Linked DNA regions of Homo sapiens: region 2 is linked to region 1. A link is an interaction called in ENCODE POLR2A ChIA-PET data of the cell type or tissue named here. Cell type or tissue: HepG2. All regions are shown on one strand. Links, peaks and the distances in the headings refer to the core of each region. The heading gives the core; the rest is flanking DNA.

Region 1 (7,812 bases), core at 1,422-6,421:
GAGTTCGAGGTTGCAGTGAGCTATGATTGCATCACTGCACTCCAGCCTGGATGACAGAGCAAGACTCTGCCTCTAAAAAAGTTAAATAAATAATAAATAATAATTAGAATATTACTTGGTGCGAGAGTAACTGTTGATACTCACCCATGTTCATGTCGTCGTCCTCTTCCTTGGCGTACTGCTAGACAATATTGCCTGCCCCTTGCTCCCTACTGTCATCTAGATGGGGCCATATGAGGAGTTCTCTCCACTGGAATATGAGCCAAAGTGATGTGTGTTACCTCTGGGCCAAGAGTCTTAGGGGTGGGTGTGCTTTCTCTACCATTGCTCATCCCCCCGTCCATCTGCTCAATGAACGGTACTTCAAGGAGCCTGGGGAGGGTGGTGCCACGGTATTAAATGGTCCTCGGTCCCTGAATGCCTTTGTGGAGTACAGACTACTCCTGGCCCAATTCTCATTGGCATGTGATGTGACAGAGACATAAACTTTTATGGCTTTAAGCCAGTGCATTTCAGAGTTATCTATTATAACATCTAGCATAACTCACCCTAAGTCACATATGTGGTCAGCATGGAATTAGAGCAAAGGGATTTGGATAGTCATAAATAATGTTCCATTGGGATGATGGTAAATCTGGTGAATTGCTCCTTCCCTGCAAATGGAATCCAGCTCTCCAGAAACCAGTATCCTTATGGTTTCATCTCAAGCTCTTTGGAGCTCCCATTTTTCTGAGTATCCTTCTGCTAAAAACACTCTTTCTTCAAACAGGGCTCATTCCAGTGGTCTAGGCTGCAGCTCCTGGTTGGAGTCACATCCAGCCATGCTTTCTGTGCCCTGATCAGCTGGATTAGATGTGAAGATTCTCAGAATTTCAGAATTGAGATGCAGAGATTCTCCATTCAGAATCTCAGAATTCCCAGATTCTCAGAATCTCCAAAAGGTAAAATATTTTGGGCTACCTTTTCAGGTGACTGATCTAAACATTTACATATTATCATGCATATAACATTCTTTTTCCTTCTTTTTAATTGTAAAATTAAGACCTGACATGGTAAAAAAAAAATCTCTTGTTTATTCTTCCAAAAATTTTGAATGCATATATAAGTGCATATATGTGTGTTTTATTTAAAACACAAATAAATGGTATTTCTCTATATCTATTTTTTTTTACCTTGCTGTTTTAGCTTTTCATTGACTATTATATCTTGGGAGTCCCTAAAGGATCAGAGGGGCTGGGCGCAATGGCTCATGCCTATAATCCCAGGACTCTGGGAGGGCCTAAGCAGGTGGATTGCTTGAGTCTAGGAGTTTGAGATCAGCCTGGATGACATGGCGAAACTCCATCTCTATAAAATTTACAAAAATTAGCCAGGCGTGGCGGTGCATGCTTGTAGTCCCAGCTACTTGGGAGGATGAGGTGGGAAGATCGCCTGAGCCTGGGAGGCAGAAGTTGCAATGAGCCAAGGTCGTACCACTGCATTTCAGCCTGGGCAACAGAGAGACCCTGTCTCAAAAAAAAAAAAAAAAAAAAAAAAAAAAGATCAGAGATGAATAACATATTTCTTGCTTTTTGGGAGTATGTCAGGGGGCAGATAAACCATGAGTATAAATGACCTAAAAAGTAGAGTATATGATTAGTAGCATTTGGGAGGCACAGTGTGCTGTCTATTTAAAGGATAAAGCAATTATATGAGGTTTTCTGGGGAATGTATGGAAAAAACTCTCATTTACTGAGCGTCTTCTATGTGCCAGGTACTGCACTAAGTGCTTCATGCACAGTATCTTTTTAAGTTACAATACCTGAGTGAGGAAGGTATTATCATCTTATCCCCATTGTACAGATTAAAAACATGGAAGCAGCCAGGCGCGGTGGCTCATGCCTGTAACCCCAGCACTTTGGGAGGCCGAGGCAGGCAGATTACTTGAGGCCAGGAGTTCGAGATCATGACTGGCCAACATGGTGAAACCCCATCTCTACTAAAAATACAAAAAATTAGCCGGGTGTGGTGGCGGGCATCTGTAATCCCAGCTACTCGGGAGGCTGAGGCAGGAGAATTGCTTGAACCCGGAAGGCGGAGGTTGCAGTAAGCTGAGATGGCGCCACTGCACTCCAGCCTGGGCAACAAGAGTGAAACTCCATCTCAAAAAAAAAAAAAAACATAATAATTAAATAAAAATAAATAAATAAAATAAAAACATGGAAGTTCGGCGGGGATGATGGCTCATGCCTGTAATCCCAGCACTTTGAAAGGCTGAGGCAGATAGATTGCTTGAGCCCAGGAGTTCGAGACTAGCTTGGGCAACATGGTGGAACCTGTTTCTATTAGCCAGGTGTGATGACACACGCCTGTAGTCCCAGCCACTCAGGAGGCTGTAGTGGGAGGATCGCTTGAGCCCCAGAGGTAGAGGTCGCAGTGAGCCAAAATCACACCACTGCACTCCAGACAAGGTGACAGAGAGACCCTGTCTCAAAGCAAAACAAAACAACAACAACCAAACCAAACCAAATCTACCAAAAACATGGAAGCTCAGAGTGGCCAAATAACTTGTCCATGGACACATAACTAGCAAGTGGTTTAACAGGGATTTTAACTTCAAAGCCCATGCACACTTTTCACTTTACCTGGCTCTCAACAAAAATTCAAAATGACTTACACAGAGACCAAACCTCTGAGTAGCAGATTAGAATCATTACAAGTGTTGGGTGTGGAGGCACGTGCCTGTAATCCCAGCTACTTGGGAGGCTGAGGCGGGAGGATTGCTTGAAGCCAGGAGTTAGAGGCTGTGGTGAGCTGTGATTGCACCACTCCACTCCAGCCTAGGCAACAGAGTGAGACCTCTTCTCTTAAAAAAAAAAAGAAGAAGAAGAACCATGATAAGTTATTAGGTAGGTCTTTCACTTCTATGATCAATGTTAGTTGTTTATTTGAACAAGGAAGCTCTTCTGTTGTCTCGTTGAGAGTAAGAGGCTGGGTGGACTCGGGCAAGACTCTGAACACATCTTTGTCAATTTTAATATGGAGAGTATGATAGTGAGTGACCTCCAAGGGTGAGTATGAACATTCAATGTGTTAATACACACAAAACCCTTGAAAGAATGCCAGACACATAGTAAGTGTTGTAAGGTGTTGACTACTATGATTACCAGAGATGTCTGTGGATTTGAGAAAAGGAAGGGAAGTAGGAATAGGAGAGGCAACAAAATTGAGGACTGAAGAGAAGGGTCAGATTCTGAGAGGGCCTTTAAGCCAACATGGAGCCAGAAGGCTGTTGGGAAAGTAGGCAGAAATTAAGGAACATACTCCACCCCACCCCGGGGCACCACACCTGGTGCAGCCTGATGTTTAGTTTCATGTATCCCTGGCCTCCTGTGCTCCCCTGCTGGTTGGAGACTTAATAGCTGCTCAGACATTTTTTGCTGTTCACTCCTTGGTGATTGGAGGTGAAAAGAATGCAAAAGGGTGTAAATCAAACAGGAAGCCCCTTTTTAGTCTCCTGCTGGATCCCAGTCAAATGAGGAGGGCATCATCAATGGTAGACTGAATAAAGAAAATGCAGTCCATATACATCATGGAATATTATGCAGCCATAAAAAAGAGTGTGACCATGTCCTTTGCAGGAACATGGATGGAGCTGAAAGCCATTATCCTTAGCGAACTAACACAGAAACAGAAACCCAAAAACCATGTTTTCATATGTAAGTGGGAGCTAAATGACGGGAACACATGGACACATAGAGGGGAACAACAGACACTGGGGCCTACCGGAGGGTGGGGGCTGGGAGGAGGGAGAGGATCAGGAAAAATAACTAACGGGTACTAGGCTCAACACATGGGCGATGAAATAATCTGTATAACAAACCCCCATGACAAGGATTTTACCTATGTCGCAAACCTGCACTTGTACCCTTGAACCTAAAATAAAAGTAAAAAAAAAAAAAAAAAAAAAAAAAGACAAAGGGGAAGGGCCTCCTGGTGAGTCAGCCTGAGTCACCGGGTGGGAATGTGAAGTATTCATTTGGAGAAGGGCTCTGGCGTTGCCTCAAGTCATCAGTGTTCTCAGTAGATAATGCACTGAAATCTCTCCACATATACGTGGCCTTAGTATGTCTGAGTTGGAGAATATCAAGTCTCCAGCCAGCCTGGGAGCATAGGATGCCAGGGCTACACAAAGCTGAACATCAAGCTGCACTGAGTGTGGTGCACAGGGGGTGGGGCAGGGTCACCCCACAATATTGGACTTGGGGCATGAGTGGGGGAGGTTTGAAGATCCTAGACAGAAGGTGTCATGGTCCTGTGAAGACAGAAGTAATGTTTTGCTAGTAATAAGTGATTGTTTCTTCCTCCTCTTTGCCTTGGCATGTGACAGCTTGCTGGTCCCCCGGGCAAATGCAGCCGCTAGGGAGGGGCACCCGCATGGAGGCGGTATGCAGCTGGCTGCAGAACAAACAGCAGAGAAGATGTCTGAGTTGGAGGACATTGAGGCTCCACCAGCCCTAGGGGGCACAGGAGACCAGGGACACACGAAACAGAACAGCTGCCTGACCTCTGCCCTGGGTCACACTGGCATGGGCTCCATCTGTTCCTGAATGAGGAGAGAGGCTGAAGTGAGAGCCTGACATTTGTCCTTCTCTCATCTTTCTGTCTAGCCTGTCCCTTAATCGGGCTCTGATAAGAGGCGACAGGAGACTCATATAAGCACCAGCTTTGGGTCCTTGATGATAGGTTATTGTAAATGACATGGAGGCCCTTTACAAAGAATGGATAAATTGCTCCCAACAGAGGCAGGAGGAATGCTTGAAGCCAGGAGTCTGAGACCCCATCTCTACCAAAAATGTAATCATTAGCCAGGTGCTGTGGCAAGCACCTGTAGTCCCAGCTACTTGGGAGGTCGAGGTGGGAGAATCACGTGAGCCTGGGAAGTTGAGGCTGCAGTGAGCTGAGAACACGCCACTGCACTCCAGCCTGGTGGACAGAGTGAGACTTTGTATTAAAAAAAAAAAAAAAGAAAAAATCAGCCAGGTGCAGTGGCTCACACCTGTAATCCCAGCACTTTGGGAGGATGAGGCAGGTGTATCTCTTGAGGTCAGGAGTTTGAGACCAGCCTGGCCAAAATGGTGAAACCTCATCTCTACTAAAAAAAAAATACAAAAATTTGCTGGGCATGCTGGCGGGCAGCTGTAATCCCAGCTACTTGGGAAGCTGAGGCAGGAGAATTGCTTGAACCCTGGAGTCGGAGGCTGCAGTGAGATGAGATCGCACCATTGCAATCAAGGCTGGGCAACAAGAGCGAGACTCCATCTCAAAAAAAAAAAAAAAGAAAAGTCACAACTTCTTGGTGAGGAGGTTCCAACAGGAGGGTCTTCACTGGGTGTTGTCAGGCAGTCTATGAATTTATAATATCGTCTCCTTGGAGAATTTTTTTTTTTTTTTTTTTTTTTTTTTTTTTAGCGTCGAGAGTGTGGTCCTTAGCCTCAGAGGCACAAAATCCTCATTTATCAACCCATGGATTGTGGAGAGTGGAGTGTTTCTCATGGCTGGAGTAATATGAAGCAAACTCAGGGAATGATGGATAAACCAAAGTTCCTGCCAATTTCTCATGACTAAAAGGGCTGAGGGGGACCGAATACTGGCAACTTTTGACCAACAGCAAAGGCAGGCTACATGGGAAGTCAAATTCTACAAGAAGAAGCTGCTTAGGGACCTCAGAAATCAGAACTAGGGGAGCTGGTTTTCTAATACAAATGTTAATGATGCCAGAGTAAGATGATCTGCTATGTCCACCTGCACAGCGGAAGATCCCTGTCATCTTGCCTAGGCAGAGTGAGTTGTTGTTAGATTAGATCAGGACCCGCCCTCCCTTGGCCTGGGCTGAGGGGCCACTGCCAACATTTGCCTCTGACATTCTACTTTTTAAAAAAAGTTTCTATGACTCACCACAGGCTTACGAATGCAGACGGTCTGGTTAATTCAAGCTTGGAGTTCTGGAAATCATCGCATCATTTTAGGGCAGTGTTTCTCAAAGGGTGAGCTTTTGAACACATGCAGCAGAATCACACACATGCTTGAGTATGTGTGTTGGTTAAAAATGCAGGCCGGGTGCAGTGGCTCACGCCTGTAATCCCAGCATTTTGGGAAGCCGAAGCGGGTGGATCACCTGAGGTTGGGAGTTCGAGACCAGCCTGACCAACATGGAGAAACCCCGACTCTACTAAAAATACAAAATTAGCCAGGCGTGGCGGCGCATGCTTGTAATCCCAGCTACTCGGGAGCCTGAGGCAGGAGAATCGCTTCAACCTGGGAGGTGGAGGTTGTGGTGAGCCAAGATCACGCCACTGCACTCCAGCCTGGGCAACAAGAGCAAAACTTTGTCTAAAAAAAAAAAAAAAAAGGCAGATTCCTAGATCTCATTTCTGTTGATCTGAATGAGTGTCTCTGGGGCTGGGGGCTGGGAATCCCAATGTGAATTTTAAGCCAACATGCCAGTTGAATTTAATGTACAAAAAATTTGAGAATCATTGTTTTGGGGCGACCTTGTGTATCTCTGTAATCCATTATGAGTTGATTTTGGAGTGGACCATCTTATATCCAAGGCTTATGAAAATCTATTTAATATTGGTGACACTTTGGCTATCTTCGTTATGTTGTTGGTTACAAAATGCAATTGGATGTTGTTTTTATTTTTTTTTTTATTTTTTGAGTCTGAGTCTTGCTCTGTCACCCAGGCTGGAGCACAGCGGCGCCATCTTGGCTTACTGCAACCTCTGCCTCCCAGGTTCAAGCAATTCTCCTGCCTCAGCCTCCTGAGTAGCTAGGACTACAGGCTTGTGCCACCACACCCAGCTAATTTTTTTGTATTTTTGTATTTAGAGGCAGGGTTTTACCATGTTGGCCAGGCTGGTCTCAAACTACGGGCCTTAAGTGATCCACCCGCCTTAGCCTCCCAAAGTGCTGGGATTACAGGCGTGAGCCACCGTGCCTGGCCAGATATTGTTTTTAAAACAGATTCTTGAATTGGGGTAATTCTATGTAATGAATATAGTCATGATTCTGGTATGTAGTTCTGGTATGTAGAAAAGGCAAAATCCCAGCCTGGCCAACATGGTGAAACCCTATCTGTACTAAAAATACAAAAATTAGCAGGGTGTGGTGGCGTGCGCCTGTAGTCCCAGCTACTCAAGAGGCTGAGGGAGGAGAATCACTTGAACCCTGGAGGCAGAGGTTGCATTGAGCCAAGATCGTGCCACTGCATTCCAGCCTGGGCGACAGGGTGAGACTCTGTCTCAAAAAGAAAAAAAAAAGAAAAGGCAAAATCATGGTATAACTCCCCTTACATTTTGTATTAATGGGGCTTTTTGTCTGCTACCCATCATTAGTTGATATAGCTTTTAAACTAGTTATTTTTTCCTCCCAGCTTTATTGAGGTATAATTGACTAATAAAACTGGTATATATTAAGGAATGCAACTTGATGATTTGTTTGTTTTGTTTTTTGAGATAGGGTCTCACTCTGTCACCCAGGCTGGAGTGCAGTGGTATGAGCCTCTGCAGCCTCAACCTCCTGGGCTCAAGTGATCCTCCCACTTCAGCCTCCCAAGAAGCTAGGACTACAGATGCATCTCACCACACCCAGCTAATTTTTTTGTAAAGCTGGGGGTCTCCTTATGTTGTCCAGGCTGGTCTCCAACTCCTGGGCTCAAAGGATCCTCCCACCTCAGCCTCCAAGTACAAAAAATTTGTAGCTGGAACTACAGGTGTGCACCACCATGCCCACCTAATTTTTTTTTGGTAGAAATGGGGATCTTCCTATGTT
Region 2 (7,812 bases), core at 1,692-6,691, 210 kb after region 1:
TGTGCACCTGTCATTGTTTCTGAAACTTTGTTGTTTCTAGTTTATATGCATGTGGCTTATATGATATTCGGCTCTTACTTAGCCCACTGACAGCCTTAAACCCTGTATGTCCTTCTTTCATGCTGTTCATTGAAGATGGAGATTCAAGTGGGAGTTTGAGGACCATCTTTTCTGGTTTTTTTCAATGTTATATTTTTATGCTTTGAGTACATTTTCACTTTTGTCACACTTTTAAAAAATGTGTTTTAACAATTACGGGATAAGTTGAGAGTTGAGATTTGGAAAAGGTGTTGATGATGTTCTCTTGTTGGTCTTCCTTTTTTTTGCTTTTGTTCTCTCGCCCTTTCCATTCTGAACTTTCTTTTCTAGACACCCATTTCTTTTATATCTTTAATAATTAAGGATCCTTACTGTGGATTTTTCAGCTCTGTATGTTTACAGATTCTTAGTTGTCCTGTGTGTTATCTCTTTAGATTAAATTTAATCTGATACAGTAATCAAGGTTATGTGGCTCAGTGTGTCATTCCTTCCATATCACATGTGTAAAGTGTACATGAGTATTTGAAATGCTCTTGGGGGTGTGTGTGTGACATTTTTGGTCTGGAGAGCCTCTTCTCCTTTTTTACATTTAGGTTAACTCACCCAGTGCAGAAAACCTCACTGTAATTACTGTAATCTATAAGATTATTATGTAATCCTGTTGATTTGTTTTTGTTGTTTCAAGAGGAAGAAAATGTCTATGGTCTTCAAACATACATGTCTTACTAATGGAGGGAAGAGAGAAAACAAGTGATGGTTGGTGTTGCTCTTTTTTAAGAATTAAAAAAATTTACTGTTTGTGTTTCCTTTGAATTTGGTTATAATGAAATGAATGTGTGCTGGGTACCATAAGAGCAGATTCTAGTCCCAACCGAGTCATTAACTTCCTTTTTACAAAAATATAGATGCCAAAATATTTTAGTATGCTTTCCTAACAAATAAGTACCTAGTTGTATGTATAAATACCTACAACATCAATATTGCAAAACATTAATAATAATTACTTAATTCCTTTTAACACAGTTCATGTTCACATTTTATTGGTTATCTCTTTCAATTGCAAATTGCAAAGTCTTTTGTTTTGTTTTGTTTTAGTAGTTGCTCAAGTTAAGAGCCAAATTAAGTACATTTATTCAATTGGCAGCTTTGTCTCTTAAATATTTTTAAATTTATAATAGTCCCCTTCCACTCCTTTCCCCCTTTTAATTCCCTTTATTTGTTGCAGAAATCAGGTTTTTGCCTTATAGCATGTCCCACATTCTGGATTGGGCTGATTGCTTCCTTCCAGTATCATTTAATTTGTGCCTCTATCCCCATGTTTCATATAAACTCATAGATCAACAGGCCTGATAATATTCTGGCTCAAATTTTCTTTTTTTTTTTTCTAGGCAAGATTGCTGTATAGTTGGTGCTATGTACTTTCCAGTATATCTCATTGGGAGAGACATAGTATCTGTCTGTCCCAACTTCAGTGAGTTAAGATTGGTCAGAAGATTTAGCTGTATACCTGGTCCACCATTTATAAGGTTCCTCATCAGCCATACATTACCTTAAGTAATGGTTTTTGCAATGGACTTCTCTAGAAGTCACAAACTGGAAATTTTTTAATTCCATCATTCTTTCTGCATTTAGTAGTTGGAATTCTTTAGTAGGGATCAATTTTTCATCATTATGTATTTGATATCTTGAAATATAGTTTGAAAAGAAAAAGCAAGATCCATTTGTCATTATTTTCTGTTATTGATCCATTTTCTGAATAATGAATTGGGGTCCTGGCAGCCTCCCTCGGTGGGGATCAGGAAATTGTTCTCTACTTTTTTGGGAAGAGGGAAAGGAGTGGGAGGAACATCTTATCAACTCATTATAAAACCATGGATGCGTTTGAGTGTATTGAATCAGTTGCAGTAATTCCTTTTGATATTCATATTGTCCCATCTTTGGCCAGTGGAGTTTTTTTTTTTTTTTTTTTTTTTGATACAGGGTCTCCCTCTGTCACCCAGGCTGGAGTGTAGTGGCTCGATCTCTGCTCACTAGAACTTCCCCGCCCTGGGTTCAAGCGATTCCCCTGCCTTAGCCTCCTGAGTAGCTGGGATTACAGGTGTGCACCACCATACCTGGCTAATTTTCTTTTGTTTTTAGTGGAGACAGGGTTTCAGCATGTTGGTCAGGGTGGTCTCAAAGTCCTGACCCTCATGATCCACCCGCCTCGGCCTCCCAAAGTGCTGGGATTACAGGCATGAGCCACCGCACCTGGCCCAGTGGAGGCTTCTTCTAATTGGCTTGTGTGTCTCTTTGACACTCTTAATCTGAGCCATTAACTTTTGGGCAGCAGTTTCCTCCTCTTTAAATAATTGGGTTAGTTGGTCTTTATGATTCCTTTTAGTTGTAGCTTCCCTTCCAGAAAAAAAGATGGTGTATGCTAATATTCTACGACTAAATCTCTTATGCTAAAAATCTACTATTTTTGTTTTTTTCCCTCTTTAGAGTCCACACACTGGGTGAACTAATGCATTTGAAAATATGGAATGCTTTTGTTTCTCTCTCTCTCTGATCTTTGAGCTCCTAGTTATGTGACACTGGCTTGAGAGGGGTCCACACTCTAATCTCAGTATCTAGGTAAGAAACCAAACAAAGCAAACAATATAAACATTTCTATACTTAAGGCTGTAATGAGGCTTACAAAAGAAGTCCCTGATTTTGAAGATGGATTGGTTCTGAAACATAACCAGCAATGTAGTTGTTATTATTCCAAATGTGGTATTTTTTTTCCTTTCTATGGGGGGTACCAGGCTTGAAGAACGGACAGCTGCACTTTATCCCATAGGCCTGGTAAGGCAGAACGGAGAGCCGAGAAGGGCCTGAGGCCTCCCAGGAAGCTGGTTGGGGAGACCAGAAGGCTGCAAAGCTGGCCAACGCTTGCCAGGTGGCTGCGGAGAGTCAGCTTCAGTCTCTACAAGCCGCCCATCCAGGCAGCTCCTGAACCAGATCCAGGCAACTGGGCCAAGTCCCCAAGGCTGTCTCTGGGACCAGAAGGTATAACCAAAGGGAAGCATGGATTTAAATTCCAGGGCATAAAAGAAAAGTTCAACGTATCTAAGAAGGTGCTGAAAATGACTTTTTTGTAAATGTCTGAAGGACACTGTCTTATACCATACCATATACAATAAAATTTTAAATGAGCCTGAGTTCTGTTTCCATCCGTGCCCTGTGGAGCACATGTGACTTCAAAGGCAGCTCTGTAGGGTGCAGGGAGGAAGGAGTGTGCTTTTATTTCTCATTTTGGCACAAATCCATCAAACTATTTTTGATGGCTGGGAAACAAAACTTACATTCCCTCTAAATTCATTGCGTTTGGCAGATCCACCTTTGTTTTTCTACAGTGATGGCTTCCACTTCTTCAACCTTTGCATTCCTCTTACTTTGAGGCTTTATTTAGCAGGAAAAAAGGCAAGAATGATGCTAGATTTCGAGGGAAGCCTTAAATAGCCCAGTTCATTAAGTAGTCCCCTCCGCAACTTCCCATTTCTTCTCCCCAACCCCCAATTTAAAACAGTTGTTTGGAAGACTTTTAAACCTGAAACATCCCTTTCATAGGAGTCTTATGATGTAAAAAGGAGCTCGTGGTTTCATTTCAATGTGATGGGACCCCTTGGTGATGAGCAAATGTAGCTTCAACCTAATGAATGTGCACAGTGGCTGTGTGTGTGTGTGTGTGTGTGTATATGCATGTGTGCATGTGTGTGCGTGTGTGTGCCTGTGAGCTTCTAGAGACTCTGGAATTCCATTCATCATAAGAATTAGAGATGTTAGCATTGCTTTCAGCAATTCTGTCTCTTCTTTGCCGCCATAGGACTGTTCCTTATGGCTTGCTTTTGAGATGTTTCCTTCATGATCTGTGTTTGTGCTGCCTTGCCCCGTCACCTCTCAACACTGCACTTCAGTGGAGACTGATGCAGGCTGTGCTGTTTCTATTTCTTTTTCTTTTTTAGAGATGTAGTCTTGCTCTGCTTCACAGTCTGGAGTACAGTCCTGTGATCGTAACTCACTGCAGCCTCAAACTTCTGGGCTCAAACATCCTCCTGCCTCAGTCTCCTGAGTAGCTGGGACTACAGGTGCATGGCACCATGCCTGGCCAATTTTTAAAACGTGTATTTTTGGTAACAATGGGGTCTTGCTATGTTGCCGAGATTGGTCTCAAACTCCTAGCCTTCAAGCAATCCTCCCACCTCAGCCTCCCAAAGTGCTGCGATTCCAGCTATGACCCACTATGCTCGGCCTTGTTTTTATTTCTTTTGGACTATTTATTTCTGATCATTTTTATTGCTCTTTTCCAAACTCTACATTCCCCATCCTCTTTGAAACTTTGAATCCTGATGTGGTTGGGTGGTGGGTTCTGCTTAACTTGTTAAAAGTGACCCTAATGAGCCTGAAGTGGTTGGTTTCATTGCATTAGGGTCTTTAGACAGCTCAGGGAGAAACTGCCACTCTGTAAGCATTTATCACCTCTACTAGGGAAAAAAGGCCCAGGCCTGATTATAATGGTTCAGCAAGTGGAGGAGAAGATATTGTTAGCTTCAATGTCTTTGGTATTGGATTTCTTTTCGTTCCTGCATTAATAACTCATAATTTATTGATCTTTTCCCTAATCTTTGTTAGTGATGTTGCCTTAAATTATAAAGGACAGTAATACAATATTAGTAACAGTTCTATCAATATGCTAAAAGCTTTACCTCCTCCTACTCCTTCATTTTTAATCAAAATAGGACCTTCCCTGAAGGATTGGGTTATGAGTACAATGAATTTATGTTGGTCTAGTAGGCAATATTATGATTTAAAAGCATTTCTCAATGGCCAAGTAGATAAGGAATTATATGAAATTCTACAAATACCAAGAGGTATTTCAGTGGTTTACAAATATTGTCTACCTTCTGTATGCATAAAATGTCATAGATTGGTGCCAGTGAACACACACACGTATCTCAGGTGAGGATTGGCCTCAGAGAAATTACTGGTACATTCTAGAAGACAAAAATTAAAAAAAAAAAAGAACTTACATGAAAAATTTACTAAATAACATAAGCAAACTTCAATGTTAGATTGGTTGGAGATATACATATACATATACAACCAATTGGAGATTATGTATATTTATATAATATATAAAATTATATATGTTGAAGATTTTATGAATATATTAGTTTGAGATGATATATATATATATATTCTGATGATATATGATCATCAGAATTCAGAGAAGGGGAACTATAGACTGGATGAAGTTGAAGATGCCAATATGAAGGGGAAGGAAGAATTTGGATAATTTGGATACAGGGGAGCCAGGTGGGGAGAAGAAGAGTTCCAGGCATGGGAAATAACATCAGTAAATTCAAAAAGAAGGACTAAGTGGTGGGGATTTATGGAAGGTCAGGACGACTTGAGCTCAGGGCTCTCGTGACATAAAAGACTTAGTGAGCTTTTTACTGATATCTTCAGTGTATGAATAAAGTTGATGATAAAGAACTTTAAGAATATGCAGTTCTCTGTACAGATATGAAGTAGCGATTATCCTCAAATTATATTGTTGCTAGCTTAAGTAGTTTAGTCTATTTGCCAAAATTGAAAGAAAATTATGAAATCACAAGTACTTATATTTGCAAATACACTGGAGTGTCCCAAAATGACAAAAAGCACAGATTTATCTTTGACTTTGTACAGAGTAAGATCTAGAACAGTGAGAATCTTGGCACTTGCTGGATTTTTAAGAGTTGCATGGATTTATTATATAGACATCCTTTGGTATCAACCTCAAAGGGATAGTATATGTGACTTTCCAGGCCACCTGTAGAAGGCAGTCTTCATTGTCCAGGGAAAGTGTTAAGCATGGATGAAATCCCACTGATATGAGATATTTCAAAAAAATTTCTGGCTTGTTATTAGAACCAGCCAAAATGATTTTACTGAGTATCTTCTATGACCCCAGCAGCCTACAAGGAAATATGTGGGACCCCTGATTCTTGATCCTACAGAACTTAGGAAGATGAGAGTATTCACTGGAGGAAAACTAGGAAATAAAGGCATATACAAGGAGGGAATACTTGAAGGGGGTATAAGTGGATGTCTTTGCTGCTGTTCTTTCTCTCATTTCCCTTTTCCTTAGGAAATTGATCTGTCATATTTTCAACTGCTATCTCTACTGGTGACTCAAATAGATATCTCTTCTGGATCCGCTACCCAGACACTGAGGATTTTTGCACCATCCTAAACTTCAGATCTCCAAACCCAAACTCTGTCTCTCCCAACCAGATTAAGTCTCATTTTCTGCCTTTTATAGTACCCTTCTTCTAATCACCCAGGCTCAAAATCATTGACTATTTCTGCATATCTGTACATCTTTATATTTATCACTCACCATGGCCACTTATTCTGGATTGTGAGTAGATCAAAAGAATAGAGAGATTTTTAATCAAGTGAGCCTAAATATGCAAAGCAAGTATGGAGGAGAGAAGGAAATGAAGTGAGACTCTCAGGTCACTTCCATGGAAGACACAGATGGTAGAGTTTTGACTTAGTGGCACCGAGATAGATCTGTTTCAGGGCAAGATAGAACAGTGGGAGAGATCCCGGCTGGGCGTGGTGGCTCATGCCTGTAATTCCAGTACTTTGGGAGGCTGAGGTGGGCGAATCACCTGAAGTCAGGAGTTTGAGACCAGCCTGGCCAACATGGTGAAACCCTGTCTCTATTAAAAATACAAAAACTAGCCAGGCATGGTGGTAGGTGCCTGTAATCCCAGCTACTTGGCAGGCTGAGGCAGGATAATTGCTTGAACCTGGGAGGTGGAGGTTTCAGTGAGCCGAGATCGTGCCACTGCATTCCAGTCTGGGTGATAGAAAGAGACTGTGTCTCAAAACAACAACAACAACAACAACAACAACAACAACAACAACCAGGAGAAATCCCCACATTCCTTGGCCTGAAAATGTATTTGTATGTACATTACCTGTTAACTTCCTTAATATTGGTATATCAAATTTTGATAGCGTTTTGCTTTCAAAGTTTTAGAAAAGCTTAGTATTGAAAGGAATTTGCATCTTCAAATTTGCATTTTCTATCACTTCATTTTGGTATCCTGGTGGGTTTACATGCAAAACACATCTATCTCCAGGCTGTCTAATGTGCTACTGTCAATTAGGGGAGTTAACTGTCATGTGTTGTGGGCTGTCTTTCCCCGGTGACATTTAAACGGAGATGGCATCGCTATTTCAGATACTGAAGTTGTGAGCCTAGCATTGGGTAGGAGATTGGATTTGCTCTCTACGACTCATTCTAAGATTAGGATTTTCTAACTTGATAGTGATTCATAAGACAATTATTTCATAATGCATTTCTACTATTATATAGTGTGCACGTGATAGGCATACATTGATTTGGACTTTTCCTATGACAACTTGGAAGGCAGAAAGTTAAGCACTTAAAAATGATGTCCAAGGGTGGCAGGGTATTCATGAATTATACTGTGATTGTTGAATTAAGCTAAAATAAATATTATCTTGATTTTATTTACCAACATTTTTGGTAGGATGGAACTCAAGAGGTAGGGACTGAACCTTGGAAGAACGGGGATTGGCATGACCGTGACATTAAAGTGATCAATCCCCTGACAATTAGCCTAAGTTTATACAGTTATACAGTGTTAAGGGCTCAGGTTGTCTCTCCATAAGCAAGATAGAAAGGGATGGAAAGAAATACCATTTCCTTCTTTGAACTGAAGCCAT

Evidence for each region. Peaks named below come from ENCODE experiments on the same cell type or tissue, not always from the same donor. Only the 100,000 strongest peaks of a DNase experiment are listed, where the experiment ranks them.
Region 2: POLR2A ChIA-PET joins it to region 1 with 7 read pairs; 2 of 35 experiments call an interaction of 5 or more read pairs at or near these places.

The regions. Positions count from the first base shown.
Region 1 is chr10:21,333,271-21,341,082 of GRCh38, reverse strand. It overlaps LINC02643 (long intergenic non-protein coding RNA 2643), which reads left to right. Exons shown (of 5, transcript NR_155751.1): 5 at 770-850. Among named protein-coding and RNA genes, the nearest start is that of LINC02643, 36 kb to the left of the region's middle. RefSeq lists an enhancer at 3,926-4,477. In HepG2, for the core only: a CTCF peak has its summit at 4,460; DNase peaks (open chromatin) are centred at 3,992, 4,472 and 5,932.
Region 2 is chr10:21,121,175-21,128,986 of GRCh38, reverse strand. It overlaps a transcript of NEBL not described here. Among named protein-coding and RNA genes, the nearest start is that of NEBL-AS1, 49 kb to the left of the region's middle. In HepG2, for the core only: no CTCF peak of the experiment used is centred there; no DNase peak of the experiment used is centred there.